Linked DNA regions of Mus musculus: region 1 is linked to region 2. Evidence: chromatin loops called from intact Hi-C (ENCODE). Cell type or tissue: heart. All regions are shown on one strand. Each heading gives the region's core, and the rest is flanking DNA. Links, peaks and the distances in the headings are about the cores only. Region 1 holds the start of Tmx1 (thioredoxin-related transmembrane protein 1). Region 2 holds the start of Timm9 (translocase of inner mitochondrial membrane 9).

Evidence for each region. Hi-C counts contacts between places; a loop is a spot of excess contacts. Peaks named below come from ENCODE experiments on the same cell type or tissue, not always from the same donor. Only the 100,000 strongest peaks of a DNase experiment are listed, where the experiment ranks them.
Region 1: it touches region 2 in a loop (3-fold over the local background); 2 of 42 quality-filtered maps call a loop at or near these places.

What each region holds. Positions count from the first base shown.
Region 1 is chr12:70,446,064-70,461,727 of GRCm38, forward strand. Tmx1 (thioredoxin-related transmembrane protein 1) reads left to right here and starts at 7,091. Exons shown (of 8, transcript NM_028339.1): 1 at 7,091-7,257; 2 at 9,949-10,064; 3 at 10,518-10,563; 4 at 12,716-12,844; 5 at 14,282-14,327; 6 at 14,416-14,517. The coding sequence starts at 7,106. In heart, for the core only: no CTCF peak of the experiment used is centred there; a DNase peak (open chromatin) is centred at 7,018; H3K4me3 peaks cover 2,724 bases; H3K27ac peaks cover 1,913 bases.
Region 2 is chr12:71,131,692-71,147,355 of GRCm38, forward strand. Timm9 (translocase of inner mitochondrial membrane 9) reads right to left here and starts at 4,984. Exons shown (of 5, transcript NM_001286203.2): 1 at 4,864-4,984; 2 at 310-395. It overlaps 2700049A03Rik (RIKEN cDNA 2700049A03 gene), which reads left to right and starts at 5,157. Exons shown (of 30, transcript NM_001163378.1): 1 at 5,157-6,347; 2 at 7,964-8,037; 3 at 9,174-9,243; 4 at 10,359-10,428. The coding sequence starts at 6,149. In heart, for the core only: CTCF peaks have their summits at 7,821 (motif pointing right) and 9,673; DNase peaks (open chromatin) are centred at 4,890 and 5,490; H3K4me3 peaks cover 3,371 bases; H3K27ac peaks cover 2,565 bases.

The DNA.
Region 1 (15,664 bases), core at 3,916-11,915, 690 kb before region 2:
GAGATACACAGACTCAAAGAGAGAAAAGATGGAGAGAAAGAAGAAGACCTGGACCTATGACCTCCACACACACACCTGTGTATATGCACAACTGTACACATAGATGTACACACACGTGAACATGTACATATAACACACACACACATACATGATATTCAAACAAAAATACATCTGAATTGAACAGGAAAAGATTTTTATCATTATTTTTTATACCACACAGTTCATCAACTATTTACATACTTTTACACTGTGTCAGATTATAAGTAACTGGAAGGTAACTTAAATATCTATGAGGATGGACATAAAGCACATTCATATAAAATGCCATTTCATACCAGGAGCTTGACCATCCAAGGTTTGTGCTATTTATTAGAGTCAGGATCAATTCCTCCATATACCAAATGGATAACTATTTTAATTTAAAAAACTTGTAAGATAAATCAATTCATAGATTTATATTTTATATTTATTATATATACAAATATCCTGTCATGTTGACTGGATATGTGTATTCACATATACATGTAGGTGTGGGTATATATACAAGACAAACACATCTGTCTGTAGAGTTAAACACATAACACTTCTGTAATTTGTTCTTATTTTTAATATTTACTTTTATTTTAATTCATGGGGATGAGTGTATGCTTGTGTGAATGAGTGTCATGTGTGTGCAGGTGCCCACAGAGGTCAGAAGAGGGCCTCGGCTCCCCTTGAGTTGAAGTCACAGGAGACTGTGCCCAACGTGTGAGCTGGGAACCAAACTCCAGTTGTCTGCAAGGGCAGCAAGCGTTCTTAACCACCGAATCATCTTTCCAGTCCCAATTTCTGTGCTTTTAAAACGCTCGATACTACTAACTGTTCCGGGTAAAGGTTTAATTGACCTATAGAATCTGGTAACACCAGTGACCCATAGCTATCAAAGATACACTAATGAACATGACAGACACAGCTCAATCAGGAGGTACCATGTGAAGGAGACACCATTGTGCAGGCAAATATAAGATGCTATGATAAAGGTGAAGTTAAAGGTCCAGTGTTAAGTGTGGCTGTACCTAGAATATGCCTAACCCTCAAAACTCAAAAATAAAATACAAAGGTAAACCCTAAAGGTGGAATAGTTAGCCATTCTCTCAGTTTCCTCTGTCTTCATATAGTTATCTGTTTGCCCGGGTGAATTAAATGCCAGCCAGCCAGGACATTAGAAACTGTATTAAAATATTTGAACTTGGGGCTAGAGTGACAGTTGGGTAGATTAAGAGCACTTGTTGTTTTTGCACAGGACCTAGCTCAAATCCCAGAATGTAATGGAGAGATTTGCAAGCACCTGGGAAGTCAGCTCCAGGGGATGCAACCCCTCTGCAGGCCTCTATGAGCACACACATGCACACACATATACATGATAATAAAAAGAAACCTTAAGAAAATATTCTTGAACTTTATGTGGAGATTAATGGATAGCATACTACTCATTCATTAAATAATTTTTTGTAACTAAACACAGCCTTGAGTTCTAGGAAGACTATTTTGGCTTTAGTTGGAGAATGAAAGTAGATTTGGGAGCAGAAGGCTTGGGGTGGATTCTGTACAAGCATGAAGGCACTGGGGCTAGCTAAAAGGTTTCCCATGTTGTAATAACATAGCTCTAGACAGCACTGCAGGTGGCTCTGCAGCCCCACTCCTCAGCAAACCAAGTGTAACTGGTTAGTTCTGAGCATGCCCTAACAAAGTTCCAACACTGCCCAAGTGCTTTCCAAACAAAACACAATTTTCTCCTAGTCCTAAAGGCTGGAAGTCTAAGGTCTGGTTAGGGTTCTCATTGCTCTGATCAAACACCACGACCAAAGCAACTCAGGGCGGGGAGGGTTTTATTTGGCTCAGGTGTTGATTTCAGTGCTTATCGGGTAAGGAAGTCAGGACAGGAACTCAACAGGAAAGGAACCTGGAGTCAGGAGCTGATGCAGAAGCCATGGAGGAGTGCTGCTTACTGGCTTGCTTCATATCGCTTGCTTGCTCAGCCTGCTTTCTTTTAGAATCCAGAACCACTAGCCCAGGGGTTGGTACCACACACTGTGGGCTGGGCCCTCCCACATCAATCACTAAGGAAATTCCATCTGGGCTTCTCTACAGCCTGATCTTCAGGAGGCATTTCCTCAATTGAGGCTCCCTTCTCTCAGATAACTATAAAGATAGCCAGCATAGTAGTTCTTTTTATTTATTTTAATTTTTTTGAGAAATCTCCAAACTCTATTTCACAATAGCTGTATTAATTTGCACCATCATCAGTGTGAATAAGGGTTCCACTCACTGCACACTTCTCCAATATTTGTTATCAGGTTTATTGATGCATGCCATTCTGACTGGGGTGGTGTGGTATCTCAAAGTAGTTTTAGTTTGTATTTCCCTGATGGCTAGAAATATAGAACATTTAAACAAACAGACAAAAAAAAATGTACTGGCAATTTGTATGGTTTTTTTTAAGTTGTTTATTCAATTCACTTGCCTTTTTATTGATTGGCAATTTTATTTCCTTGATATTTAATTTCTGCAGTTCTTGGTAAATTCTGGATGCCAACTCAGCCCTTTGTCTGAGGTGTAGCTGGTACAGATGATGTCCCGGGCCGTGGGCCGCCTGTGCTCTGCTGACCGTTTCCTTTGCTGAGCAGAAACTTGACTTTCCTGTAGACCATGTGCTGATGCTTGGGGCTAGTTCCTGTGCGGTTGGTCCTCCATTTAAAAGGTTCTCTATTCCCCGGTATCTTGAAGGGTATGCTCTGTGCTTTCTTCTAGAAGTTTCAGTGTTTCAGTCTTTAAATTAAGGTATTTGATCCATTTTTAAATTGATTTTTATATAAGGTAAAAAGTATGATTCTAGTTTAATTCTTCTGCGGGTAGATATCAAATTTTGACAGAACCATCTGTTGAATAAGCTCTTTATTCATATCTAGTGCACGTTTTTGATTCCTTGCACATAATTAAGTGAGCACAGCTTTGTTGTTTGAGTTCCAGGACCTCTGTTCTACCCCATTGGTCTACCTGTCTGATCTTAGGCCAGTATCACCTGGGTTGCTTTGGCTGTTTTGGATTTCCCTCATTGTCTCCGTGTATGTGTGTGTGTGTGTGTGTGTGTGTGTGTGTGTGTGTGCGCGCGCGCGCTTGAGCTTGTGTGGAAATTCTTATATTTTTTCCCCTAAACCTGTGAAATATGGTATCAAAATGGCATTTGAAATGTATTGCATTAAATCTGTAAATTGATATTGGTAGTATAGCCATTCTCACAAAATTAACTGTCAATCCAGGAGTATGAGATGTCTTTTCATAATCTAGTATCTTCTGTAATTTCATTTGTAAATATCTTGAAGATATTTTTGTAGAGATCCTTTATTTCTTTGGTTAGATATATTCCTAAATACTTAATTGGAGGGTTGATTATTTTAAATGGAATATTGCCCCTAATTTCTTTTTCTGGGAGTACAATGAAGGCTTTTTTTTTTTTAAAACACAGATTTTATATATGGCAACTCTACTGTATTTATTGGGTTCAAAAGTTTTCTAGCAGACTCAATAGGGTCTTTTAAACAAAGAATTGTGTTATCTGTAAATAGAGATGGTTTATCTTCTTCCTTTCCTATTTTTTATCCCTTTTATGCCTTTCTCTTGTCTAATTGCTATAACTAAGGCTTCAAGCACTTGTAGAGAAGAGAAGAGAGTGTGAACATCCTTGTCCTGTTCCTAGTTTTAGAGAAAATGCTCTCAATTTGTCTCCATTTGTTATAATGTTGGCTATAGGTTTGTTGTGTGAAGCATTTATTATTTTGAGGCTTGTTCCATCTATTCCTAAAATCTCCAGAACTTTTATAACATACCTGTGTTCTCACCTCCTTCTCTCCTAAGGATTCCCTTTGTCTTAGCACTTCTATTGGTGCTAAAGGTGAAACTCTGTGACCAAAAAGCATGCTGGGGAGAAAAGCATTTATTTGGCTCACACTTCCACATTGTAGTCCATCACTGAAAGAAGACAGGGCAGGAACTCAAACATGGCAGGGACCTGGAGGCATGAGCTGATGCAGAGGCCATGGAGGAGTGTGCCTCCTGGCTTGCTTAGTCTGCTTTCTTTTAGATACCAGGACAACCAGGCCAGAGATGGCACCACCCACAAAGAACTGGGCCCTCTCCTGATCAATCAATCATTACAAAAATGCCTACAGTCTGATTGTTCATAGGCATTTTCTTAATTAAGGCTTAACTTTCTTAACTTAATTTTCTTAACTTTTTCTCAGGTGACTTCAGCTTGTGTCAAGTTGACATAACTATCCAGCATACCTTTTGTTTTTTTTTGTTGTTGTTAGAAAACTGAGGCCCCTGGATGACCTCATTTAAACTACCTCTTTAAAAACCCCATCTTTAGTTTGCTGCCCCAGCATAGGGGAATGCTAGGGTGGTGAGGCAGGAGTAGCTGGGTGGGCGAGGGAGCACCCCTATAGAAACAAGGGGGAGGGGGAGGGGATAGAGAGTTTGTGGAGGGGAAACCAGGAAGGGGAGGATAACATTTGAAATGTAAATAAATAAAATAACCAAAGAAAAATTAAACAAAACAAAACAAAACAAAAAGATGTCACTGAGCTTTGTAGGGTTCCAAATGAGGAAGAAACAAGGGACAATTCATTTGACTGAGGTACTTTCTGCTATGCAATATTTTAAATAAAATAAAATGAATATAAGTTACTGGAATTAAAAAAAAAATCCTATCTTGGGCTGGTGAGATGGCTCAGCGGGTAAGAGCACTAACTACTCTTGCAAAGATCCTGAGTTCAAATCCCAGCAACAACATGGTAGCTCACAACCACCTGTAATGAGATCTGGCACCCTCTTCTAGTTCCTCTGAAGATAGCTACAATGTACTTATGTATAATAATAAATAAATCTTTGGGCCAGAGCCAGCAGGAACTGAGTGAGCGGGATTGACCTGAGCGAGCAGAGGTCCTAAATACAATTACTAACAACCACATGAAAGCTCAAAACTATCTGTACAGCTACAGTGTACTCATATACATAAAAACAAATAAATAAATAAATAAATAAATCTTAAAAAAAACAAAAAACCCTAGCCAGGCGTGATGGTGCACGCCTTTAACCTCAGCACTCGGGAGGCAGAGGCAGGTGGATTTCTGAGTTCGAGGCCAGCCTGGTCTACAGAGTGAGTTCCAGGACAGCCAGGGCTATACAGAGAAATCCTGTCTCGAACCCCCCCCCCCAAAAAAAAACCCAACCAACCAACCAACCAAAAAAACCCTCTATCTTTAAATGCACTCTCATTCTGAATTACTGAGCATCAGGACTTCAGCTCATGAATTCCCAGGGACACAACTCATCTTGATAATATTGCTGAAGACTACACAACCAAAAACTCACTAAAAGTTTCTGGAAATTGCAAACAATAAATGATGCTTTTGTTGTTGTTATTGTTGTTCCTTCAAGAAAATCTACTAACATTCAGTAGGAGCAGTGACTCTCTGGCATCTGATCCATCTCAAACTCCTATTTCTCTAATCATTTTCTTAGCCCAGGCCATTCTGGTGACAACTCTACTGTAGATGGGTGTGACCATGAACACGGGGCTCCATCTCCTCTCCGTTCCCAACCTAGAGACAGAGCATCTCATCAGGAAGGGAAGGTCACTGGCATCTTAATCCCTTCCAAGTGCAGGTCACAAGGACATGACATGCACAGTGAAAGCGCTGGGTACAGCAGACTGAGAAATCTCCAGACACCCCCTCAACCTTTTTGTTCAAGTGATAAAGACTATACACCACTAGAAGTCCAGAAAAGTAGATCCTGCTGGTCTACACTGCACCTAGAATAATGACTGAGGCTGCTTGTGCCCAGGAGAGTCAGTTCTGAACTCTCCCCAAAGAAATGACTTTATTAAATAAGAGTATGGAGAAACGGTCAGGCCTAAAGTCACTCCAAAAAAATAAAAAAAGTTTTCCTTAAGTAAGAACAAGATGCCAGTGCATAAGCCACTTAGTTCACCAGAGAGACCTAAGAAAAGAGACAGTGAAGAATCATCCTGGGCTTAAAATAAATTTCAACCACTGACCTCAAAACCATCTGCCAAAATGTATTAGGCTGTGGAACAATGTATGCTCTGAGAATTAAAACAAAACAAAAACAAGTTATCGGTGAGCACTTCATGTAATATTACAGCTGGAAATAAGTGAGGCAAACACATCCCAAAAAGTGATATGGAATGAGCCCTGCTAAAACCACTATCGCCCAGATGACCCACCCAGGGCTGTAATCTCTGAGAAACAGACTTCACTAGAATTGCCTTGCCAACTCACTAAACAATCAAACAACAAGAGGAACAGAAGATGGAGAGCCACAAGGGGAATCAACATCTAGAATTACAGACCCTAAAACCCTAGTTTCCAAGAAGAGATTTTTGAGTTGTGCAAAGACAGGAAAATATAACCCATATACAGGAAAGCAAAGAACAGGCAATAAAAACTACCTCGGAGAGCCAGGGGGTGACAAAGCCTCATTACGAATGTGTTAGAGGAAATTCGGGGACTCATGCTTAAAGAGTTAAAATAAGTCAGTCAACAGGGACAACACAAGATTCAATTAGTAAAGTAGCCAGGACAAAAAGTAGATGCCTGTTTGCCTAGGGCCAGGGTAAAGGGGCTGGTGACCTCCTCCTACATTCGTCTAACTGGTGATATTTTGAAAGGGGAAAGTTCCTGAGAAAACTGTCATAGTGACCTTACTAGGCACTGGTGGGCACGACAGGGTCACTCATCTCTAGAGCATCACCCTGATCCCTCCGCCTACCGCCCCTTCTAGGGCTTTTCGAGGGACCACAGCCGGCAAGCGCCTCTTCAGTCGTGAGCTCCGAGATAGACGCATTTCCCGCTTTCCCTCTCCATCTCCCGCAGGAGGAACAGGGCCCGGACATGCGCACTGAGTTGCTGGCGGGGAGTGGGTGGGGCTCGCGCGCCTGGCTGGCTCCTTGTGCGCATGAGCGGAGCGGCCGCCAGAGCGGAAGTGGAGCTGCGGCGGGGAGGTGGAGCGGGAACGCGCTGAGGCTGGGTGAGCGGCTGACATGGCGCACTTGGGGCGTCTTATGGTTCCCCTGGCAGCTCTGGTCCTGCTGCTCTGGGCGGTCCCTGGGGCCCACGGACGGCGGAATAACGTGCGCGTCCTCACCGATGAGAACTGGACGTCGTTGCTGGAAGGAGAGTGGATGATAGAATTGTGAGTGCGGGGCGCTTGTCTGGGTGGCGGTGGCCTCCGCCGCCCCGTCCCTCAAGCTGGACACCTGACCAGCCCATCTTCCTCGGCCAGGTCTTGAGGTCCCAGCCTTTGCCGCCCCCAGCTCCAGGGTCATTTCCTAACCGGGAATATTACTTTTCTATCTAAGCGTGCACTGAGCCTCGTCGTTGCTAAGCACTGTGGTGCGATTAAAGGATTACGAGCTACATCGAATTCTCTGGAACAGACTAGCGGATTTGAGGGTGGGATTGGGTTGCGATGGAGGTCTTGGCTGTTTCTATAGACTTTTAGTGATCTTTTGTAGACATCCAGACTTTAAGTCTCCAAATTTTTACAAAAGTTGATATTGAACAAAATCTTGCTTTTAACCTGTCATTCGGAAATTGCTATGTTTATTCGGAAATTGGTATTTGTAATGCCTGAATTTTGAGCTCTTTATTTATTTTTATTTTGTGAGTTAGTTTTTTTAAATTGTAAATGCCAAATAAATGGGAATATATTAAAATCTTTATTTTCTTTTTTTTTCTTCTTGCCTACATTCATTTCTTTTGATATGAACCTCATTTTTCCTTGACCGGTGCGTTTGCAATTTAGAGAATGGCTTGAATTGTGATTTACAGGCCTGCGAATGGTATTGCACATGCATTAGTATGATTATTGATAGGCCCTTTAAATACTCCAGTTCATCATTTACTATTCAAACAAAATCACTTATCTTGTGTGATAATTCTACTTCAACAGTGTCCGCCGTCCTGCTGCTGTAGGAAATAAACTACCTTTGGCCTTTGTCTTAGATGATAAATTAGTGGAATGGTTAATTGACAGTGTTCCTGATACGGCATTATTGATGTGGCGAAAGCACCACCATTGAATGGTCATTGTTTACTGACACTACCCAGTATCTTTACATATGTTTTGGGGTGGGTAATTATTCTACATAATTCCTTATAGTAGATAACCACTCCCATCCCCTGCTTTACCGATTGGCCTGTTCAGATGCTGTCATAGTAGCTTTGTTGGGCTTCAAGAGTAAATATATGCAAGCGTTGTTAGCAACCCTTAAGCAAGATTCTGGTGTTTGCCTATGTTGTGATTGTGTTTAGGGCTGTACACTAAGGAAGAGGTGGAAGTGAACATCCTCAAGAGAGAACCTGGGTGAGGTCCATGATACCTGAGTTGTGAAACAAGAAAAAGGAGATTGCAGTAGGGAAGACGTTTAGTGTACTGACAGTTGGCCGTTCACTGAAGTCAGTTTTCAGGAGAGGAACGCTAACCAGTGCTGTTAGTTTTCAGTCACTGTCATGAATAGGCAGGAGTGACATGATATGTAAAATATAGTCAAATATTACAGAAAGATACCTATAAGCTTTCTTTTGTCACACTGTAAATATCCACAAAGGGTATAAAGGGGACCTACAGTAGCATAATGCTGAGATAAAAACATCCATCTGAAATGACAGGGTCCCATGCTTCCCTTTATCTTTGGCTAAAATTTGGGAGTTTAAAGAAGCTCTTAAGGGCATGGAGGGGTGGTGCTGGAAGGGGTCATCTATCAGGATGTAAAGTAAATAAATAAATAAATAAGGGGAGGAAGCTCTTAAAAAGCATTAGGAAACAATACACTTGATAGTCATAATATTCCTTAGCTACAAATGAGTTCTCTGCAGATTCACTTCTGATGAGCTTTGTTATAGAGCTGCTTCTGTAGTTTTACTGTTAAAGAGTTTGGCTTTGGTATGGAACACTGGTTTTGCTTTCTCTACATGCCTGCTTTAGAAGCTTAATTTTTCTAAAACAGTTCAGAAGTGTTTGAATATGCGTAGGCTTCATTCTTCCCGGTTGCAAATTACAACGGGCAATGAAATGGAAAACAAAATTCTAAGGAAAAACTTGGACCTGCAAAGATAGTGAGTTTCAGAGATGTGTTTCGAGTACTGGCGCCCTTGGCTGTTGGTATCATGGTGCTAGCCAATAGAGTTGCGTCTCCTCTGCTCGGTATCTGTGTGAGGGTTAGGTTTAGAGTAATATTTATACATAAGAATGTAGGCCTCCAGCTTCGGTTACTGTGAAGAACCTGCCTTGCTGAGGCAATCCCTGATGGCGAGCGATTCTTCCCAGCAGTGATTGTATACCGGTTGCAGCATGTAGAGCCCAGGTACTCCCTGTTTTTCCAATACTTTGCTCATGACCCTGCTTGTAAAATTACTTAACATGGTGAGCTTAAACAAACAAAACTTTCTGGTTGCCATGTTTTAATTGGAAAATCTAAAGGTTTTGGAAGAGCTGTTTGACATCTTAGAAAGTTCACGTGTATTTAAGAATGTATTCTCAGGCCTGCTTTTTTTTTTTTTTTTTTTTTTTTTTTTTTTAAATGTGGTTCTGTTGAGCATTTCTTCACGTCCACATTGCCAGGCTCATGCTTTCAATTTTTTTCATCTGCGTAAAATTACCCAGTTTGTTTCCTTGTTCAACCCAAGATCACACTCTGTAACCCATGCTGGGCATGCACTCAGTAATCCTGCCTCAGCTCCCTAAATTGGGATTCCAGGTGTGAGGCACCCAAATGGGTCATTTTCTGTGTTATAAACATTCTTCAAAACTTATGCCTCAACTGTTCTTCACGGTTAGGTCACTGAAGTACTTAACTTTTAAAACTGTAACCGTCTTTTGTAGTTATGCTCCCTGGTGTCCTGCTTGTCAGAATCTTCAGCCAGAATGGGAAAGTTTTGCCGAGTGGGGAGAAGATCTTGAGGTGAAAGTTGCAAAAGTGGATGTCACAGAGCAGACAGGTATTACAGGCTGGCTGGTTCTGTTTCCTTGCTAATGCTGTTTATCATATTTTGACATTTGTTAATGATGTGTCAAGGCTCATAGTTTGATAACATTTTCCAATTTTGAGCAACAATAAGACTACCTAGGTTCTTGAATGGCAAATGCACTGTGATTTGAGATGTCCTTCAGATTTGTTTTTACTTGTCTAATCACCACTAGTCAATTACTGTGGTAGTACTAATTCTGCAGGTACTTAATTATTCACAGATAATGTCAGCATTTAGGCTTCATAAGCTTTAGCTCATTTATGTACATTAATGTGTCTTTAAAGTTCTTTAACAACTAATTCATGTTTTCATTGTTGACTATGTTTAGGTGTTTTCTTGTTCTTATTAGCATTTAAGTAATTTAAAGTTAACTTTTAAGTAAGCAATTGTCCCTAATTGTTGTTTATTCCTTGTCATTTGTAGGACTAAGTGGACGGTTTATCATAACTGCTCTTCCTTCTATTTATCAGTAAGTATTTGGAGGTTCTTGGTTGGGGAGAGGATTAGATCACAGTGTAATGAGAGCAGTAGGCCTCTGACTCGCATTATATTTGAAGAGCTTAGGTAATCTCATATTTAGCAAGGACTTGAGAGCTTTATTTGATTTTAGTTAGTGGCACATTAAGTCATAGAAATAATAGTCGATGAATGATACATAAAACACTCCTTGTTTTGGAGATTTGTAGTGTCTGTAGACGGTCCTCAGAATTGGTATGGTTCTCTAAAATATCATCAGTAACTATTAGCTCAGAGTCCTAACGAGTCCTGTAGGAAGCCGGGCGATGGGAGAAGCCACAGTTGGTCAGAGCAGTTCCTGGAGAACATGAGTTTTAAACGAAACCCTGGGACTAGATAGAATTCTCACGAATGCAAGGTAAACAAACATTCTTTTCTGAGTAATCTTAAGCAGGAGGAACACGGTCTGAGAAAGTATGGGTTATGCAGGACACTGAGTGACCGTGAGTTCAAGTGAACACGTCTTGGCTCTGCCTCTTTGACTGTTTCCCAAACTACACTAACCCAGAGGGAGACAATCTCTGTACTTGACCTGGACATCAGTGTAATTAGCTGGTGACTAAATACCAGGAAGGACTTATTTCCTCATTTAAAGTTACAGCAGGAATTTAAATCTTCCCCTTTTTTTGTCTTTTTTATTTTTTTTTTAAACATTAAACCTTATTTCTGCATTGTATATGAGAATCAACAAGATTGACAAACTCTTAGCCAAGTAAAACTAGAGGTGAAAAGAGAGTACAACAGACACCAAAGAAGTTCAGAGACTATAGGGACATACTTACACATCTGTACTCCATCAGACTGTAAAAGAAGGAGATGAATTTCTTGATATGTCCAGTGTAGAAATTAAATCTCCCAATGAACAAAAGTTCAGGGCCAGATAGATTCAGTGCAGAATTCTACCTAACCTAAAAAAGAATTAACACCAATACTTCTTAAATCATTTCACAATATTGAGAGTAAAGGGATGTGTCCCAGTTCTTTTTACAAAGCTACATTACCCTAATACCAAAACCACACAACCCAGGAAAGAGAGAAAAGTATAGACCAATAGTGTCCTTTATGGGTAAGATGCAAAAATTATCAGTAAAATACTTGCAAACTGAATTCAAGAACATATCAAAAAGATTATACATCATGATTAAGTTACTTCTTCCCAGGGATCCAGGAATGGTTCAACATTGTAAATCAGGGAATATAATCTGTTATATAAACAAAACAAAACACCAAGCATCACATCATTTCATTAGATGAAAAAAAAGGTCTTTAACAAAATCCTAAGCCCCTTCATAATAGAAGCTCTGGAGAAACTAGGGATGCAAGGGACAGACCTCAGCATGGTGACTGCAAATTATAGCAAGCCCACTGCCAGCATCAACCTGAACAGAAAGAACCTCAAGCATTTCCTCTAAAATAATTAGGAACAAGCAAAGGTGCTCACTCTCCCCATACCTGTCCAATATGCTTAGAGGAGTCTTAGCAAGAGGAGTAAGACAACTGAAGGAGATCAAGGGGCTATCTACAGGAAAGGAAGAGGTCAACTTGGAGCTGATATGACTTATACAGAAAAGACTCCAGAAATTCTACCAGAAAACATCGATAGCTGATGATTATTTTAGCAAAGTAAGCAAAATACAACATTAACACACAAAAATTAGTAGCCTTCCTGTTAACAAATGGCAGACTGAGAAAGTCAGGGAAAGTCTTTCACAGTAGCCTCTTGGGATAAGTGTCTTATACAATAAAAACGAGGACAAGTCTGCAGCCTTTGCTCCACCAACCCTCACACTCTCAACAGAGGGCATTCTGTACTAGACGTGAATTCTCAGCCCCCAGAGTGTGCGCAGTGCCCTCCTCACATCAGGGTAAGAGTCCTTTACCCACAGCAAGGCTGTGACTGAGATGCTTCGTGAGTTTATTATTTGAAAGAATAAAGTCTTAAAGCCTGTGGTGTTCTATGTTTGGGGCTCTGACGCCTCAGTACATAGCAGTGTGTTCTGGTGCTTTGCTAGGTTTCTTTGAAGATTAGAATTGACTGTAAACTGAAGAAATGGTTGAACACAATTATTTCTTGCTGCCAGTTAATATTTAGTTCTGATCTTTAGTTGTAAAGATGGTGAATTTAGGCGCTATGTGGGCCCAAGGACTAAGAAGGACTTCATAAACTTCGTAAGTGATAAAGAATGGAAGAATATTGAACCTATATCATCATGGTTTGGTCCAAGTTCTGTTCTGTAAGTATGAGGACTATCTTCCTTCAAAATTAACTACAGATAATTACGTTTCTTGTAAATGAAGCAGGCATGCTGTTTCTTGGATTTTTATGCTATGTATATTCAGATATATGTTTACTGTGACCAGTAAAAGATACTTTCATTCGTGTGAGGCAGGAGTAGGCATTTGTGGGACCACATTGAATGTGCTTCTCAGACTATTTTAGCTTTGATTTGGCTAAATGGACTTGAGAACTTGATCCTTTAGAAACTGAGCAGCATCATCGGTAAGGAAGGCCATTGCTTGATCCTAATTGTAATGGAGTAAGAGTATTTGGTCATGTACTTTTATTGTTAATGTGAAGTAACTGTGTTTGGGTGGCTACACCTGATACCTTGTATGAATAGTATGTCTGACAGTGAATAATGATATGAGCTTATAGCTAGAAGGTAGACATATTTGCCATAGCAGTTAGGCTTGTGAATGGCAAGTGTGTTTCCATGAACCCAGTGCTCCATCTGAGAAACCTGGCAGGTAGACTGTGCTAAGACTATCATGGTCCCATTTTGGTGGGACTAAATTACTCCTGACCTTCCCCATCCTTGCCATCAGAAGATGGAGAGTTGGGATACCAACTGTAAGAACACAGAGCTGCTGTGGATTCTGGGAATGGGGAAAGAAGTCAGCCCTTGTTGTATTTGGAAGTAGTTCATCCTTCCCCTTCTGTCTCTGGATGCAAAACTTGTAATTATCCTCAGCTGTCAGAACAGTGAGGTTGTACCTTCCAGTTCCACTTTTGGTTTTGGCACGGCTTCCCTGGATAACCCAGATTGACCTGCAGCTTTGATTCTTTGCCCTGGCCTCCAGGTGCTAGGATCACATTTGGGAACTACCACACCTACTTGACCTTTAAACAGCACAAGCAATGTGATTTTGCTTTTCAGTGAGTTGTTGTACTCTAGTAGAGGGCTGTGCCTGCTTTAGTGTCTCTTGAATCCAGTGCAGCAGCTTGTCCTATTTTATTAGTAGACTGAAGAGGGGGGCTGCTCCAAGTTGAGCAAGGCTACTCTACTTATCTAAGCAGTTTGGTAGTTGGGTTGGAAGGAGCTACTGTGGGCTTTTGTATGAAGAAGCCTTAGGCAGCTCCAGTTGTACTTGCTATAGGAAACTCATTGTAAACCCAACAAATACTTTTTATTATTTAACTTTAAAACAAACAAACAAACAAAACATCCAAACCACTTGCATTTAACAATGTGAAAGTAGTTATTTTTATTTATGTATTGGCTTAGTGTTTATTTCCTGTATGTTATTTACATCTCATTAAAGGCTCTCAATTGATTAATCTGAACAAGAAAGTCTTGTCATGTTGGAGAACCTAAGAGTGGAAAGTGCAGTGTGTAGACATAGGCAAAGCTGTATGTCTTTGTTCAGTTTTTCATTCCTCTGTTTTTTAGGATGACTATGATGTCAGCACTTTTTCAACTCTCTGTGTACATCAGGGTATGGACCAGCTTTTTCCATCTTAACCATTTCTAACACTTGTTTTTAATTAAAGAGCATGGTCTTACTTTGTTTATCTCTATTGCAGACTAGCCACAGCTATTTTGTTCATGACCTTGGAATACCAGCGTGGGGTTCATACTTGGTTTTTGCTTTTGCCACAGTACTCTCAGGACTGCTGCTGGGACTTGTAAGTACTTCTTCTTCTCTTTTTTTTAAAATTAAACTAATAGAATTTATTTTAAAATATACAACTTAGAATTGACATTTTTTAAGTCATCAAAATAATTTATAATCTTAAATGCCTCCTAAATATACATGATATCTTGTGAAGCTAAAAGTAATATGCACTCAACCAGTTTTTAAAATCTGTTTGGAACATTAAACATGATAGAAGTACAAAAACATCTCTTAGGAAATCCTCTATGAAAGGAAATTGTGACAAGTTCCTGATTAGATAGAAACCATTCCATTTCCAAGGAGAATATACAGCGTAATTGTGGCTTCATAGAATGAATTGGGTAGTGTCCCTTCTGTTTCTATTTTGTGGAATAGTTTGAAGAGTATTGGTATTAGGTCTTTTTTGAAGGTCTGATAGAATTCTACACTAAACTCGTCTGGTCCTGGGCTTTTTTTGGTTGATAGCCTTTTAATATCTGCTTCTATTTCTTTAGGGGTTATGGGACTGTTTAGATTATTTATCTGATCCTGTCTTAACTTTGGTATTTGGTATCTGTCTAGAAAATTGTCCATTTCATCCAGATTTTCCAGTTTTGTTGAATATAGGCTTTTGTAGTAAGATCTGATGATTTTTTTAATTTCCTCAGTTTCTGTTGTTATATCTTCCCTTTTCATTTCTGATTTTGTTAATTTGGATACTGTCTCTGTGCCCTCTGGTTAGTCTGGCTAAGGGTTCTTCTATCCTGTTGATTTTTTTTTTTTTTCAAAGAACCAGGTCCTGGTTTGGTTGATTGTATAGTTCTTTTTGTTTCTGCTTGGTTGATTTTAGCCCAGAGTTTGATTATTTCCTGCCATCTACTCCTCTTAGGTGTATTTGCTTCTTTTTGTTCTAGAGCTTTCAGGTGTGCTGTCAAGCTGCTAGTGTATACTTTCTCCAGTTTCTCTTTGGAGGCACTCAGAGCTATGAGTTTTCCTCTTTGCACTGCTTTCATTGCATCCCATAAGATTGGGTATGCTGTACCTTCATTTTCATTAAATTCTAAAGTCTTTAACTTCTTCCTTGAACAAGTTATCATTGAGTGTGGCTTTGTTCAGCTTCAATGTGTATGTGGGCTTTCTTTTGGTTTTGTTGCTATTGAAGACCAGCCTTAGTCTGT
Region 2 (15,664 bases), core at 3,426-11,425:
CTGGGGGGACTGAGAATTGAACGTCAGTTCTTTGGAAGGGCAGCAAGTGTTCTTAACCACTGAGCTATCTCTCCAGCCCAGGTTATTCTTTTATTTGATCCTGGTTTCCAGAGTTCACATCAAATGGCTTGTTATTGAAAAGACAAATATTAAAACAGGGTTTCTTTCTGATTATCCTCTGAAATCTGGAAGGAATGGGCAGAACTCACTTAGGTCTGAGAACGACTACGGAACAGGGCTAGTCTTGTGGCTACCAACATCTCAGAGAAGCACAGACACTCAGAGGAAGCAGACTTTATCAGCGCAAACCTTTTCTGATGCATCAGTTTCTTTTCTGCTCTGGAAAAGCAAGTGCCCCGCCTTCTGCTTGTCTTCAGTGAGACTGGATTTCTTACCTGAAAATTGAATGCATACTATGACTACTGAAGGCCCTTTTTAATGAAACCTAATTTCTTTTGGTTAATGATTTTTTGAAGAGATTTCATTTATTTATTTTATATATGAGTACACTGTAGCTGTCTTCAGACACACCAAAAGAGGGCATCGGATTCCCATTACAGATGGTTGTGAGTCACCATGTGGTTGCTGGGAATTGAACTCAGGACCTCTGGAAGAACAGTCAGTATTCTTAACTGCTGAGCCATCTCTCTAGCCCTTGGTTTTGTTTTGTTTTTTTTTAAACAGTCTCTTTATGTAGATCAGGCTGGTCCTGTACTCAGAGATCTGCTTGCCTCTGCCTCCCGAGTGCAGCAAGGACCTTTACCTGCTCAGCTACTGCAAAGCTTTAAGAGATACTGTGGTTTGCCTTCATTTACCTTAGTGTACATGCAGGCAGGAGGACAGCTGGGGAGGCGGTTCTCTCCTTCCAGTACGAATGCTGGAACCGAGGGGTACACCACGCACCCTGCAGCTAACTCATTTTAAAGGCTCTTCATTTTTATCACTCTGAAACTGAATGACAGACACACCAGGCTTTCCCTTGAGGGCGGAGGAGTCAAATCGAAGCACTGGGCACGGGAGGCAAAGGCTCCATCACCAGTCCCACCTGCAGGTCCCCTGCCTTGTTACTAAGGAAAGGAGTTTACGTAGTCTCGAGTTTATAGTCACCTGCATATTTTTTAAAAGAAACGATGTCATGCTATACCTTAAAAGTTTTTTTGTGTGAGTCTTCTGATAACTTTAAGAAAGATGAACAGTTCAAACATTAAATTTACATGAGGTAACTTTCAGATTAACTAGAACTCAGGACCACTGGAGGCATTCAGCCTTTAAAATCCAGGATTTTCCCCATTACATTTTAACAACTGTATGATATGACCAATAAGCTATCATTTTGAATGTTACTTATATAACAATATTCTCCAAATATACAAAACTATTATAAGCTCTTTTGATAATTTGTATCTTCACATTTATTAAGTATGTCTATAAATTGTGTTATGTGTTTTGAGACATAAGGTCTCATGTGTCCTAGAATTTTCTATGTAGCCCAGGCTGGACTGGAATTTGGGATATTTACTAGTGCTGAGAGTACAGGAATGGAACACCATGGCCGGTTGTAATTTCTTCTCTAATGCACCTTGTTCCTTCCTAAATTAATTTTGTAGGCATGTTATTGTACACTGTGTAAAGACTATCCTTGTATTATTCAAATGCTGATTTCTGTGTTCCTGTATCTGGTTGTAAAACATTGCTTTCCAATTATTCCCTGATTAGTCAATACAGAAGTTGATCAGTAAATGACTGATCAGGGGAGAGAAGAGGGCTGGATTTCCTCCCAGCCAGGGGAAGAGGGAAAGAGAGCGAAGAAAAGGGAGGATTTGCCAAGGGGAGAGTCCAGGCAACACCATGAGAATACACCTGCTGTCCCACGAGCCAGATCAGTATTAAAATGCAAGCATCACAGGGCTTCTGGCTAGAGGTAGTCAGAGTAGCATAGAGGATTAAAATAAAGTAACACTTCTCAGTTGCTGTGCCCTTAGTTTGTTAAATAAATTTAACAGTTCAGTCTCAATTATTTGGGAGCTAGTTAAAGAAAAACTGTAATAAACATCCATAAATAAATCCCCCACTAACAAATTCCCTTTTCAGAAAGGAAATGGAGATCAAAAGAGTGACCAAGCACCCTGAAATTTGTTTCATCATCTCACAATTTCCAGAAATTTAATATCAAAGAGTAATTAACAAACCAGTCATGGTGGTGCATACCTTGAGTCCTCAGGACTAAAGTACTCTGGACTTTAGCACTCTGGAGGCAGAGACAGACATATCTCTGAGTTTGAGGCCAGACTGGTCTACAGACAGGACTACATAGAAAACAAACAAACAAAAAGAAAAGTAATTAGTAAGGGTGTGGTAGGGAGAGGATTAATATCTGTTTCTTTCTAAATAATACGTCTATTTGTACCAACTCTGAAACTAAATACTAGTAAGACTTAAATTCAATTTATAAGAAGTGATTCTTCTAATATTGTTAGGTACTACAATTGTTCTTAGTCCCTGCATAACTGGTAATGTGATTCGAAACCTTGAGGTTTTGTCAAAGCCTTTCAATGGATAGAACTATAGGGATATGCTAGGAAACAAGAGATACCACCGTCTTCAAGCACCTCTCTAGGTTATTTATGAAGAATCTGTTCCTCTCATTGTTAACATAGACAGTTACCACCATAATTAAATGGGTCAATCTAGCATCACACAAGGTCCAATGCTACCACTAGGAAAAATTCCCCGCTGCGACGCTCTAGGGCACACACCATTACTTTAGTGGCATTCTGGTCTAAAAATATTGGCTCTTTTTCTGGTCATGAAGGAATAATTAGGAAAACCCATAGTGTAGAATAGCTAAGAAAACTAGACTAGTTTTCAAAAATAAGATGAGGAGCTAGAGAGATGCTCAGTGGTAAGAGTACTCGTAGCCAGGCAGTTAGCGCACACCTTTCATCCCAACACTCTGGAGGGAGAGGCAGGCAGATCTCTCAGTTTGAGGCCAGTCTGATCTACAGCCGAGCTAGCTCAAGACAGGCAGAACTGCACAGAGAATCCCTGCCTCAATAAATAAACCAACCAAGTACCCCTCAAACAAGCAAAACAACAAAAGAGTACTCATTGCTCTTGCAGCAAGTTAGGTTCCCAGTATACACAGCTCACAGCTGGCAGGAGCAGTTCCAAGCAAGGGTCTGCAACTCCTCTCTGGCCTCGTCAAGCACCAGGCAGTCACATGATACATATACACACATGCATACAAGCACGTGTGGTGGCTCATACCTTTAATCCCAGCACCTGGGAGAGGCATTCAGATCTCTGAGTTCCAGGCTCTCAGCAGAGGAGGAGGGAAGGGAGGGAAAGAGAGACAGACAGACCACTTCCAGCTGTGGGACCTGGCCTTTTAATGACATAAGGCAGCTGGCCACTCTCGTAACAATAAAGGCAATTTTTAGATAATTAAGAAAATCTAAATGTCATCTAAGTGTGATAATCTTTGCAGACTGTAATGCCCTTTAGGAGGCACAGGCTGCAACAATTAGGGCTCAAGCTCATGATGTCTGAAACTTATTTACAAATGCTTCAGTGAAACAAAGTGTATCTACAGATGTATTTAGGGAAGGGTGAGGGGAACTTGATGTGAAAATGAGGTGGGGGGGAGAAACATAGTTAAAAAAATGTTGACAAAAAGAATAATAATCCCCTAAACTATTTTTTGTTCAGAGGCTATAAGTCAGTGTTTATTTTGAGAGTTCAAATACTTAATAGAAATTTTTTTATTTTATTATCTTATTATTTTTCACATGATCCTTTAGATTATTTGCAGGTTTAGTTAGGTTGTGGGATGAACAGACAAGGTTGTTTTTTTTTTTTTTTTTTTGTCTTTCTCTCTTTCTTTCTCTCTCTCTCTATCTCTTTCGACAGGGTTTCTCTATGTAGCCCCAGCTGTCTTGGAGCTCTTTGTAGCTAGGCCTAAAGGCTGCCACTACACCCAGCATTACAGGCAACTCTTAATTAACTCAGTGTTAATCATAGCTAAAAGCACTTGAAAATGAATTCCTATTGTTTCCCGATTCAAAGTCTAGCCTCAAGGAAGATGAGAACCACGCTACTTGGGGGGTGGAGTCCCAGGTCTGACATTCGTTACAAATTATTTACTCAGGTCACTTTACTGATTGCTGTTGCAGTTGCTCAGCGTTTTGAAATTAGAGGGGAAAGGTCATTTTTTTTCATATCTAACTTTTATATAGAAATTACAGAAGTTAATTCATCCCTAAGGTCTCTTGCAGCTCTGACATTGCCATTCGGTCTTTTAATACACTTATACAACAAATCATGAACCAACAGATAAATCTACAACAAGAGAAAATGTAATAGGTAGAAAAATGATTAATCTATTATACTTTAAAAAAATACATTTTAAAAGCTTCTAGCAAGGCGTAATGGGAAAGCTCTAAGCAGTGCGTTCTCCAATATGAGACCTGGGAAGGGTGCGAGCCCTTGTACCTAATGACATAAGGCATAGTGTGCAGACAGGGTAAGAGCCGAGGAAGTCTAGATTTTCAGTAAAGGGGCTCCTGTCTGACAGCTCAAGGTCATCGAGTGGCTGGCTACCTTGTAATCTCAAAGCGTGCCCCCAAGCGATCCAGTCCCGGGTGGGCGGTGTCTCGGGGCCTAGGGTCCCCACCCTCGGGGTGACAAGGCCTCCGGGACACGGCTGGCCTCCCGCTGCGCCGCGCTGCCGGTTGCGCAGCCCCACGACCCGCGTGCACGCGGCGTCTCCCTCCGGGGTACCTGCCCGCTCCCTTTCCCGAGTGAAGGCTGTCACCCCACTGGCCGCGAACCCGGGATTATGAAAGCAGAGGAAAGGGACCATACTTAGCCACAGGATCTCGCCTCTGACACCGGGACCGGGCTGAAGAGCTGCGGGGCAGGTAGCGTGTGAGCTCGGAGGGTCAGTACAGAGCGAGCGCCGCGCCGCGGAAAGCTGAGAACACGTGGGGGCAGTGATGTCAAGCATGGCTTCAGACCCTTAGACGCAGATTCGTTACCACGTGGGAAAATGTAGGAAGAAAAGCAAGTGCCCAAGCAAATTCTAAAAATCATCTAAGAATTAACTTTTGTGATTATCTGTTCGTCAGTGCTCTCTGTACTTTTCACTTCCTTTTCCACGGCAACGGAATCTGTCGAAATTTCTAGAAAGCCTAATATGCTTAACCTACTAGGTTTCTAACGGTCTGCAGTTCCTACAGTGTAAATAACCCTTGATAAACAAAAGTGTTTATGGGCTAATCGAGAATTCGCCATTCCTCTAGGAATACTTAGTACTGTGTCCAAACATAAAGGCGATATTCTGCCTTTAAAAAAAAAAAGTCACATCTCCTGGCAGTCTTTTATGTTGGGAGTTTGTTTCCACCCGGACACGAATGGAAGAGCACCAGAGCACTCCCGTTCCGGTCGGGGGGGGGGGGGTTGGATCTTTGCGCGCATGCGTGCTGACGCTCAAGGGCGGGTTTTCGGGGAAGACGGTATTGACCCGCGAACAACCGAAGCTGTTATTCTATCAAAATCAAGACGGCGTGTGTGCCGGACTCTGTGGAGACTCTGAAGACTAAGTTGAGGTGTCCGAAATTGCGTCCTGACTCGTAGAAAGAAATCTACTAAGCTCTTATGAGGGTGGTGTTTTAAAAAACACGATTTTAACGTTGCCTGCTCGTCTGGGTCTCCTTAACAAATCCTAACCCCGCCTCCACGTCTGTTGGGGTTTTCAGCTGCAGCTCTGGGTTTGGAGGAGTGCGTTTTTATTACGGTTCCCGTGGCTTCTCTTTTGCTCTTGGCATAATTCCTTTGAAATTTATTTCTTCGATGCATTAACAGACTCAGTGGGATCAAGACTTTTTGTTTTGTTTTGTTTTTTGTTTTTGTCGTATTTAGCCCTGGATTAAATGTCAAAATCGAAATTTACAGCTTTATGGATATTTTGCCTATAGACTTTCTAAGTTAATGACTGCTTCATAATTATTTTTGGAACTCAGGTGTTTTTCAAATTCACTTCCACCATTACTTCTTTTCCTGGTACTCAAGGAGAAACTGCGTCCTTAAGTTTTGAGAAGCTAGAATTCCCTCTGTTAAGAACGGCGGGACTTGATTTGTGACTAACCAGATGAAAAACGTTGAGTTTAGCCTGGAAAGGGGGCAAAGGCTTAAAATGCCAGCGAGGAAACTGCGAGAGATTGTTTCTCCAAACCAAGGGAATAAATTGGCTGTGGTGGAAGATGAGCTGCCCCGTGTTCCTCCAGCCCTGGCTGCAAATAAACGTCTTGCTGTTGAAACGAGGACTAGTTCTAATGGAACGTTATGTGGTATGTGATTCCAAATGTTTCAGTTTCCCACCCAGTTTACGTTTTCTCTCTCTCTCTCTCTCTCTCTCTCTCTCTCTCTCCCTCTCTCTCTCTCTCTCTCTTCCGAGACAGGGTTTCTCTGTGCAGCTCTGGCTGTCCTGGAACTCACTCTGTAGACTAGGCTGTCCTCGAACTCAGAAATCCACCTGCCTCTGCCTCCCAAGTGCTGGGATTAAAGGCGTGCGCCACCACTGCCCAGCCAGTTTCCTTTTTTTATAAGTCATTAGTCTTTATCACTATTTTGAGTTGTGCATTCCCCCAAATTTAAAGGAGTCAGTGTTTACATTCAAAAATGTAAGATACAAGTCTGGTTTGTAAAGATGTTTGAAAAGTAACTTGGTTCCCTGGGGAAATAGGATTCAGCATGTAGAATGAGAGAGACTTGACTATTTCCTCTTGTGCACCTCTGCCTCCCGAGTGCTGGGATTAAAGGCATAGGCTGTCTGTTAAATCAGAGTTTTATATCAATCTAGTGTTTTTTGGTTTTGAGACAAGTTTTCCCTTGTCCTGATTGGCCTTGATCTCACAGAAATCTGCCTCTTGAATTCTGGGATTAAGGCATGCATTACCATGCCTGGCTATATACAAGGTTTGTTCTGGTAAGTCTCATATTTTTTTTTTTTTCTGCATTGGATAAAATATCTTTTAGGGTTTTCAAAAATACCACTTTCAATTGTGTGTCTATGTGTAGGTGTCTGGAAACGAGTTCAGGTGCCCATGGCAGCCAGAGTAGCTAAATCTACCTAGAGCTAGACTTAACAGGTGATTGGGAGCCGTCTACAGGAGATTCCAATCTCCAGTCCTTTGCAAGATCAGCAAGCACTTTTATCTTGCTCTGCCATCTCTCCAGTCCCTGAAAATGTTTTTTAAAAAAGACATCTCATTTTATTTTACTGAGAGAGGATCACATTGTGAAGCTCTGCTTGGCCTAAAACTCACTCTGTAGACTGGGCTAGCCTCAAACTCAGAGAATTTCCTCTATCTCTGCTTTTAAGCATTCCAGTTAAAGACCTTCCACACCATGGCTGCTGTTAAAACATTTTAGATCTCACCTGCTTACCTTACCTGTTTTAACTCAGCCTTATTTTGTTAAATAATGAGCTATAAAGTCTTTCATTAGAATGTATTTAAATATATCTAATTTCTCTTACAGGAAAGTGACTTCACATTTGGTTTTTACATTAATACAGAGATTCTCAGTTCTTGTATCATGGCTACACAGTTGCTAAGGGTCAGGTTTTGATTTAAAAGCTGCTCAGATTGGACCCGTGGCTCAATGCTAGAGCTTACTGTGAAAAGAGCCTTGGTTGGGTCCCTGGGAAGAATCACAACCCAGCTCTCAGGGACTCTTTTTTTTTTTTTTTTTTTTTTTAAGATTTATTTATTTAATGCATAAGTATACTGTTGCTATCTTCAGACTCACCAGAAGAGGGCACCAGATCCCATTACAGATGGCTGTGAGCCACCATGTGGTTGCTGGGAATTGAACTCAGGACCTCTGGAAGAGCAGCAGTCTGTGCTCTTAACTGCTGAGCCATCTCTCCAGCCCACTCTCAGTGACTCTTTTGCTTTCTTAGGCTCCTTGGATTTAACTTCTGCAAGACTGTATCACCAGCCTCTGTTAGAAAGTCCTCCTGCGTCCAAGAAAAGTGTAAGTAAAAGAATTCCAAGTCACGTATGACAGGGAACGTTTTGATCTTTGTTCATTTTTATCACGTTTTTAACCTTTGCTGTGTACAAGTAAGAATGGGGGGCCATTTTTGTATCTGAAGGTCAGAAGACAACCTTCAAGAATGTATTCTCTCCTATTACGTGAGTCCCAGCAGTCAAGTTTGAATCTTCAAGCTTGGCAGCTGGTTTCTTCATCTGTTGAACCATCCTACCAGCTCCAGCAGTGTTTTATAGATTATGACTTGAAGAGTGTGGGACATACAAGCATCTGTTGAATTGTTAATCTTGTTTTTGTTTGTAAATTAACACCCATCATCACCTTAACATTAAGAAAAAAATTTTTTTTTTCCATTTTCATTTGTGTACACGGTATGTGTATGTGTGTTCATGTTTGTGTATGGAGAGGTAAGGGGCATGTGTACATGTCATGGCTTGAGCTTGCTGTCAGGAAGCATCTTCCATTGCCCTTCCACCTTATTTCATTCAGTCAGGGTGTCTTAGTCTAACTGACCACCTGCCCTTGGGCTCTCCTGCCTCAGCCTTCCTCTCAGGGCTGCAGTTCCAGGCAGGCTGCCACACCCTCCTAGCATTGACTTTGGTTCTGGGGATCCGAGTGCTGGTGAGGCGAGCGTAACTGCTGAGCGTCTCCCCAGCCTTTTATGTTTAGTGGAAAAAAGGAAGGGGAAGAGCAGCATGGGGTCCGTCTCAGCGCGGAGCCCCAGAGATGGGTTCTAGGCTCACACTCGAGAGCCGGAAACCGGAGCAGTAGATGTGACCCACACAGCACAGCCTTGTAAGGCAGCGCGTGACCTCAGTGACTAAGAAAGCCGTGCTTAGGTTGCAGTGTAGACGGTCAAGTGTGGATTTGAATCAGTTTCTTGTTCCACTTCTGTGTGTGTGTTCACTTTGTTACGTCTCACTATTCTGACTGCACGTTGCTCATTCACTGAGAAATCCTCGTGTGCTTCAGAGCAGCTATGGAAGGTGTAGTGTTGGGAATGACGTAAGTAAAGTGTGCAGACCTGCCTTCCCGGGTCTCAGTGCTCAAAAGGCTATGAATGTCACTCTGCTAGTGCTAATTTAAGCTCATTCAATCTTACTCTTTTATGCCCAAAGGATTTTTCTAAAGATGCTGTAGTTCGGCAGTTACCTTTGAATAAAACAGAAGAGAACAACGCACCAAAAGGTAAATTAATACAGTTGACTCCGCTTAATAATCCGCTTGATAAAGCTGAGTTAAAATGTACAGAAAATACTTTATTTCATTAGTTTTGAATGCACAGTTCTGTGACATTGACCTTGATAACATTCAGTGACATCGAGCCAGGGTTACTATCATTCACCTCTAGACGTTAAGATCCCCCCACTGGGCTCTGTGCCCTCACTCCTCACTCTTGCCCCTGTGACTTTGACCAGCTCAGGTACCTATGTCAGTGGCATTATACAGTGTTAACCTTTGTGACTGTTTTACTTTACATAATGTGCTTAAGCTTATCCACATTGTAGTATGTGTCAGTATTTTCTTTGTAAGGATAGAATTGGCTTTTTTAAAAATTTAGGGTAATTTATTATTTTGTGTGGATAGGTGTTTTGCCTGCCTGTCTGTCTATACACAGCACTCTTGCAGTGCCCAAAAAGGCCAGAGGAGGCAGTCAGATCACTTGGGACTGAAGTTATAGAGGGTTGTTAGTCACCATATGGGTGCTGGGAATTGAATGCAAGTTCTCTTTAAAAGCAGCTGTGCTCTTAACTGCTGAACCATCTTTCCAGTCCAGAACTGGTTTATTCATTCAATAGCTTAGTAGTATTTATTTTGTGCTTGGCATCAAATCCAGGGCCTTCTGCATGCCAGGCAAATCTATTGTCTGTATCCTGAGCTCCTATTATTTTAATTTTTGGTTTTCTTTTCAAATTAGGTTACCAGTAGAATCTAAAATCTATAAAAGGATTTACACAGGAGAAGCCTATTTTGCTATTACAAACTCATTGCAAAGGTTTGGTTTGGGCTCTTTATTTTATTGTGTTGGCCCTGGCTGATCTAGAACTTGCTAGAGTAGACCAGGCTAGCCTCAATGGTGCAGGGAACTTTGTGCCTCTGTATGCTGAGTGCTAGACATGAGCTGCAGATCGAAAATTAAAGTTCATTTTTTTTTTTTTTTGTTTACAAAGTATCAGGGATCGAACCTAGGATCCCATACATTCTGAGCAGGCGCTCTGCCACTGAGCTACATCGCTAGCCCTCAGTCTTGGCTCTCTTTGTTCTTCAGAATCTAAATATATTTTTGTGTTTTAATTTTTCAGCAAATGACATCTTTATTTCTCAGTACACCATGGGACAGAAAGATGCTCTGAGAACTGTTTTAAAGCAAAAGTAAGTTTCATTTACAAACACACTTATAGTGGTATGCTACCTTAAATTAGAAGGAAGCTGTATGTTAGCATATGTTAGATAATCCATACACAGCGATTAAGAAGAACACAGCAATGTTTTAAAACTGACCACAGCGACTTGTAGGGCTGTGGATGTAGCTCAGTGGCAGCATGCACAGTCTAGGAGTGTGAATGTAGCTTAATGCAGGCTCTACCTGCCCTCTGCCCTGCTGTCTTGTTCACTCTAATTGTTAGCACAGCCCCCGTATCTGACAGTGTGCACAGACGGCAAAGTAACTGGAGCTGGAACAGGAAGAGCATTGCATTTGGTGGATCATCCAGACACGTAAACCGTGGGGTGCCTACTTATTCAGCGTGGCTCTGCTGCAACTCAAAAGGAGTTAATAACGGGAGAGATCAGCAAGTACTATAGAGACAGGCTTGTTGAAAAGGCATCAACTGTATTGCATCCAGGGAGGAAAGTAGTGACTTCGGTAGAAGGTTGGGAGTTCAGAAAGAAAAGCTTGACATTAGCTGTGGGCCCAATGCTTATTTGTGTCTTCAACAAGAAGAGCTTTGTGACTCCACATAGATGGTGTTTGGCAGAGGCAATAGCTATATATTATAAAGTTGGGCAGCCAGAAGAATGGCATTGTGTGGTGGGAGGCAGTCTCATCTGAGAAAGCAGGAGTCTCATGGGAAAGCCTGTGGGAGTTGGACTCCGCCCCCTACTAAATCGCTGGCTTTGGTCAAGTAAACCCTAATACCTCCAGACTTCAGTCTCATTATGTAAAATTAAAAATAAGGATGGAAGGCCGTAATAAGATTCTCTACCTTCCCAATTCTATCTGTGGCCGTTGTCATGTAATTATGATGAAGTAATTGAGAAAACTTGGTGACTCAGTTGGGTATGACGAGGTCCGAGATGGAGAAACCAAAGTGACTTGATATGTTTGAGGTGCTCAGAGAACAGTTCCTCTCTTAGCTACGAGGAGGCATCAGAGAGAAGTAAGTGCCAGCACATTCACTGTGCTGCCCTCGGGCCTGATGTGAGGGAACTCAGGGCTGCCCGTGGCAGGTCCCTGCCTACAGCGCTTGAACTCACTTAGTAATTCCTATGTTTTGGTTGATTTCGCCAGTTTGTTTTGGTCTAAATTGAGAGTGCAATGGACTAGCTCTTTTAAAAAACTGAAGCCAGATATCTGTCTGTTTGCTTTGTTCTTGTTTTGTGGTAAGGGGGAATGAACTCAAGGCCTTGGGCATGCTAGCATGTAGCACAGAGCTATTATCCCATCTTGCTGTACTCGTGTGAGGCGCACTGCCTAATGGTGTGTTTGGTGCTCATTAAATAAGTAAGCCAGCAGAGAAAGGGAATTATCGTGTGAGCTAGATCAGTTATGTGCAGCACAGGCACAGGGTAGATTGGTGGTAGCCACAGGCTGGTATAATGGGAAATGGGGAGATAATTACCAGAGAGTCCAGTTTCAGTCAGGATGACTACGTAGTAGAACTTTTTATGTAGCCTGACAAGTATAGGAGATACTAATTACTGATAGAGTAGCTTAAAATGTTCTTACCATAGAATAGTTGTGTAAGGTAATGGAGATATTCATTAGCTTGATTGTGCTATTTCACATTGTATACATGTATCAAAACATCACATTATATACTGCCCATTATACTTTAAATTTGTCAAGTGTATCTTAGCATATCTGGGAAAAACAGTATGCATCATTGATGTTAGTTTTTTTTTCTGTTTATTTTTGAGATTGTATTTTGATTGCAATGTTTTTCTCTTTCCTTTCTTCCCATCAAGTCCTCCCATATGCCCCTCCTCACTTTCCTTCAAATTCTTTTTTATTTTTAGATGTTTACTTAATTTTATGTATGTGAGCACACTGTAGCTGTCTTCAGACACACCAGAAGAGGGCATCAGATCCCATTACAGATGGTTCTGAGCCACCATGTGGTTGCTGGGAATTGAACTCAGGACCTCTGGAAGAGCAGTCAGTGCTCTTAACCGCTGAGCCACCTCCCCAGCCTTCTCCTTCATATTGTATGCTTCTTTTTCATCAGTTGTTACTGGATGCATAGTGTATTTGCATGTGCATATAGATCCCCAGATGAAGCCTGTTGAGTCCATTTAGTGTTACTTGTTATGTATGCTCCAGGGCTGACTGGTTGGTCATATCTTCCCAGGGAAGGCCCCCTCTCTCACTCCCAGCTTCCTTCCCTCGGTTGCCTGTGGTTCTCTGTGTAGGCCTGAGACCTTGTGGGCTTTCCTCATCCAGTTTGCCATGTTCATTGGTGTTTTTCTTCTGCTCACATCTGGGCAGTCATGTTGGTGAGACTTGGTGGGTGTGGCTTGTGATGTTACTAGGAGACACAACCTCACAGTAAAGTCCCAGATCATCTGGCTCTTAGAGTCTCTCTGCCCCCTCTTCCTCGGTGTTCCCTGAGCCTTAGGTAAGGGCTTTGTGGTGGTCATGAGTCATGAGGACTCTGCCCTTTGATGGGTTGTGGTTTTCTGTAGTGTTCTCCATCTGCTGGGAAGAGAAGTTTTCTTGATGCGGGGTCCTCGTTTGTGGGTGTAAGGACAAGTGTTTATAGATTCTTGTTAGGGTTTGTGCTGGTTTAGTAAATTAGTGGTTGTAGATTCTCCTCTAGTGACCATGATTTCACTAGCACTGGCTAGTTAGATTTCTAGTACCTCTTTTGTTGAGCAAGTCTTAAGTCTTCTGAGAGAGCAGTTGGTTACTAGCAGGATATATGTGCCACCTCTGCACCTGGGGGTTAGCTTGCCCTGCTGGTTGTTGATGTAGTTCATGGTGTCAAAGGTGGATAGGAGTGTTGGTTTTCTGTCTCTTTTGGAAGCCAGCAAGGCACCTTCAGGTACCATGGAAGCCAGTCCTCAGGGAGGGGACATTCAGGTCAGGTCAGCTCTGTCTCTGGGCCGTTTCTGAAGTTGCTGTGCCTTTCAGAAGTCTTAGACAGCCCTGGCCAACCATTGAAAAGACGGCTTCTCATGTCTGGCATGGGGTTTTGTCAGGTGGTCTTTGGTTTTTAGAGAGAGTGTTGTCAGCCCAGGTAAAGGAAGTCATTAAAACTATATATTTATACTCTGAATTGCCTGCATTCCAGTTATTTAATTCCTTGTGCCATTTTCAGGAGTCCGTGTTGTTGTTTTACTCCCTCCCCCCTCCCTCAGGAGCCCCACCTCTCCTCTCAGGTTCCCGCACAGATCTGGTGTCTCCGTGCTCCGTGCACCTTCTTCCGTATCCACCCTCCTCCCTTCCCGTGATGCGGAGCTTCCTTTTCCACTGCCCATCCGATCGCCTGTCCTCTGCTCTCCCCCTGTTCCAGTCCCAGCTTCTGGGTTGGACCCTTCCCCCTCCCCTCATCAGATCACGTGTACGCTGCTGTTCCTCTCTTCGTGCTCCCCAAACCACCTACTAGAGCAGTGGTCCCATTGTCCCTCGTTTCTGTACTTACTACGAGCTATGTGTTCACATCTGAAGGTTTAGAGCTAGGAGCCTCCAATTACAGAGCATGCGACGTTTGTCTGTCCTGCTGGGCCTGAGGTGCCTCACTCAGTATGCTTCTTTTCTATTTCTGTTTACCTGAAAAATTCATGATTTCTTTTTTCTTGAGCACTAAATAGTATTCCATAATGTATATGTGTATGGACCACATTCTCAGTATCCATTCTTCAGCTGTAGGACATTTAGGTTGTTTCCATATTGTGACTGGAACAGTAATGACATGGCTGTGGAGTAGGGTATTGAGTCCTTTGGCCATATACCAAGGGGTGGATTAGCTGGGTCCTATGGTAGATTTATGTATTTAGCTTTTCCAGAATTTTCCACACTGATTTTCATAATGGTGCAACAGTTTGCATTCCAGCTAAGGGAATAAGAGTTCCCCTGCACCCTCGGGTGCCCTGCATCCTCTGGTGCCCTGCATCCACGGGTCCCCTGCATCCATGGGTCCCCTGCATCCTCGGGTCCCCTGCATCCGCGGTTCCCCTGCATCCCCCTGTTTGTTGCTGGCTGTTCCATTGATCTTTGCCTCCGTTGTCAAGTACAGGATTGTCTCTGTCATTTCCATCAGCCTTGTGTGTGGGTTTATTCTCCTTAAACTTCCTCCTTGATTTCATTGACCTGTTTCTTTTGTGTCTTTAAACTCTTTGAGTTCTTTGGGGAAGTTTATGATTGCTCTTTTAAGTTCTGTGTCCTGGTGTTATCTAGGTAATTCTCATGGGCAGGCATTTCTCTAGGACTGGTAGGCTTTGGAGAGGAGACACTGACTTGGTCTTTTATATTGTTGGTATTGTCTTAATGCGATCTGGGCATGTGGTCTTCCTTTAAGTTCGTTTTTTTTTTTTTTTTTTTTTTTTTAAGTTTGCTATGGATAGAGTAGGCTCGGGGAGAAGAGAGAATGTGGGGATGGGTTGGGTCTTGAAGTTAGAAGTTGGAATATAGTGCAGTGGTCAGAAGGGACTAGGGTGCTTCCTGTTCCAAGATGGGAGTGTGGAGGTCTGAGTGGACATGTAGAGTCATGAAGTATGGTGGATAGGTAGGAGGAACACTGGCCCATGCCTAGAGCTTCTGCTGTGAAGACCGGACTAGGTAGACCCAGTCTAAATTTGGTAGATTTCAGAGAAGACATAGATGTAAGGTTGTGTACGTAGCAGTCTGTACTCTGGAGGAGGGCGTGGTGTGGAGTCGGTAGTGGAATGAGCACTAATGGTCCTGTGGGTAGATGCAGGTAAGGTAGGTCCAAGTGGGAGTTAAATGTTGGTTACAGTTCAGGAGGAGATGGTGAGGCTAGGCCTAGAGTTAGGATTTTTGGGGCCCTGTGGTAGCCTAGAGTCTGTTGCTGCAAAACAACTAGTCCATGGCACTGACTGGGACCTGGCCTAGACCTGGTGGGTTGTGGAAATATAAGTACTGGGCGTGTGGGGCACTCCCAGGCTACACCCTGGAGGAGGATGTGAGAAGTCTGAGTATGGAATGAAGTGGTAGGCACTGTTGGTTTTCTGGCTTTTTAAATTTTTTTGAAATGTGCTGGGATTGGAAATTAGATGTCATGCATGTAAGCATATACTTCCTGCACTATATCTCCAACCCTTAAGTTTGTAATTCTTCTAAAAGCATTTGGTGAATACAACCATCAGTTCTTAGAATCAGATGCAGCTCTGCTGCCTTTGGGAATTAAACCCTATGCTTTGTATTTGT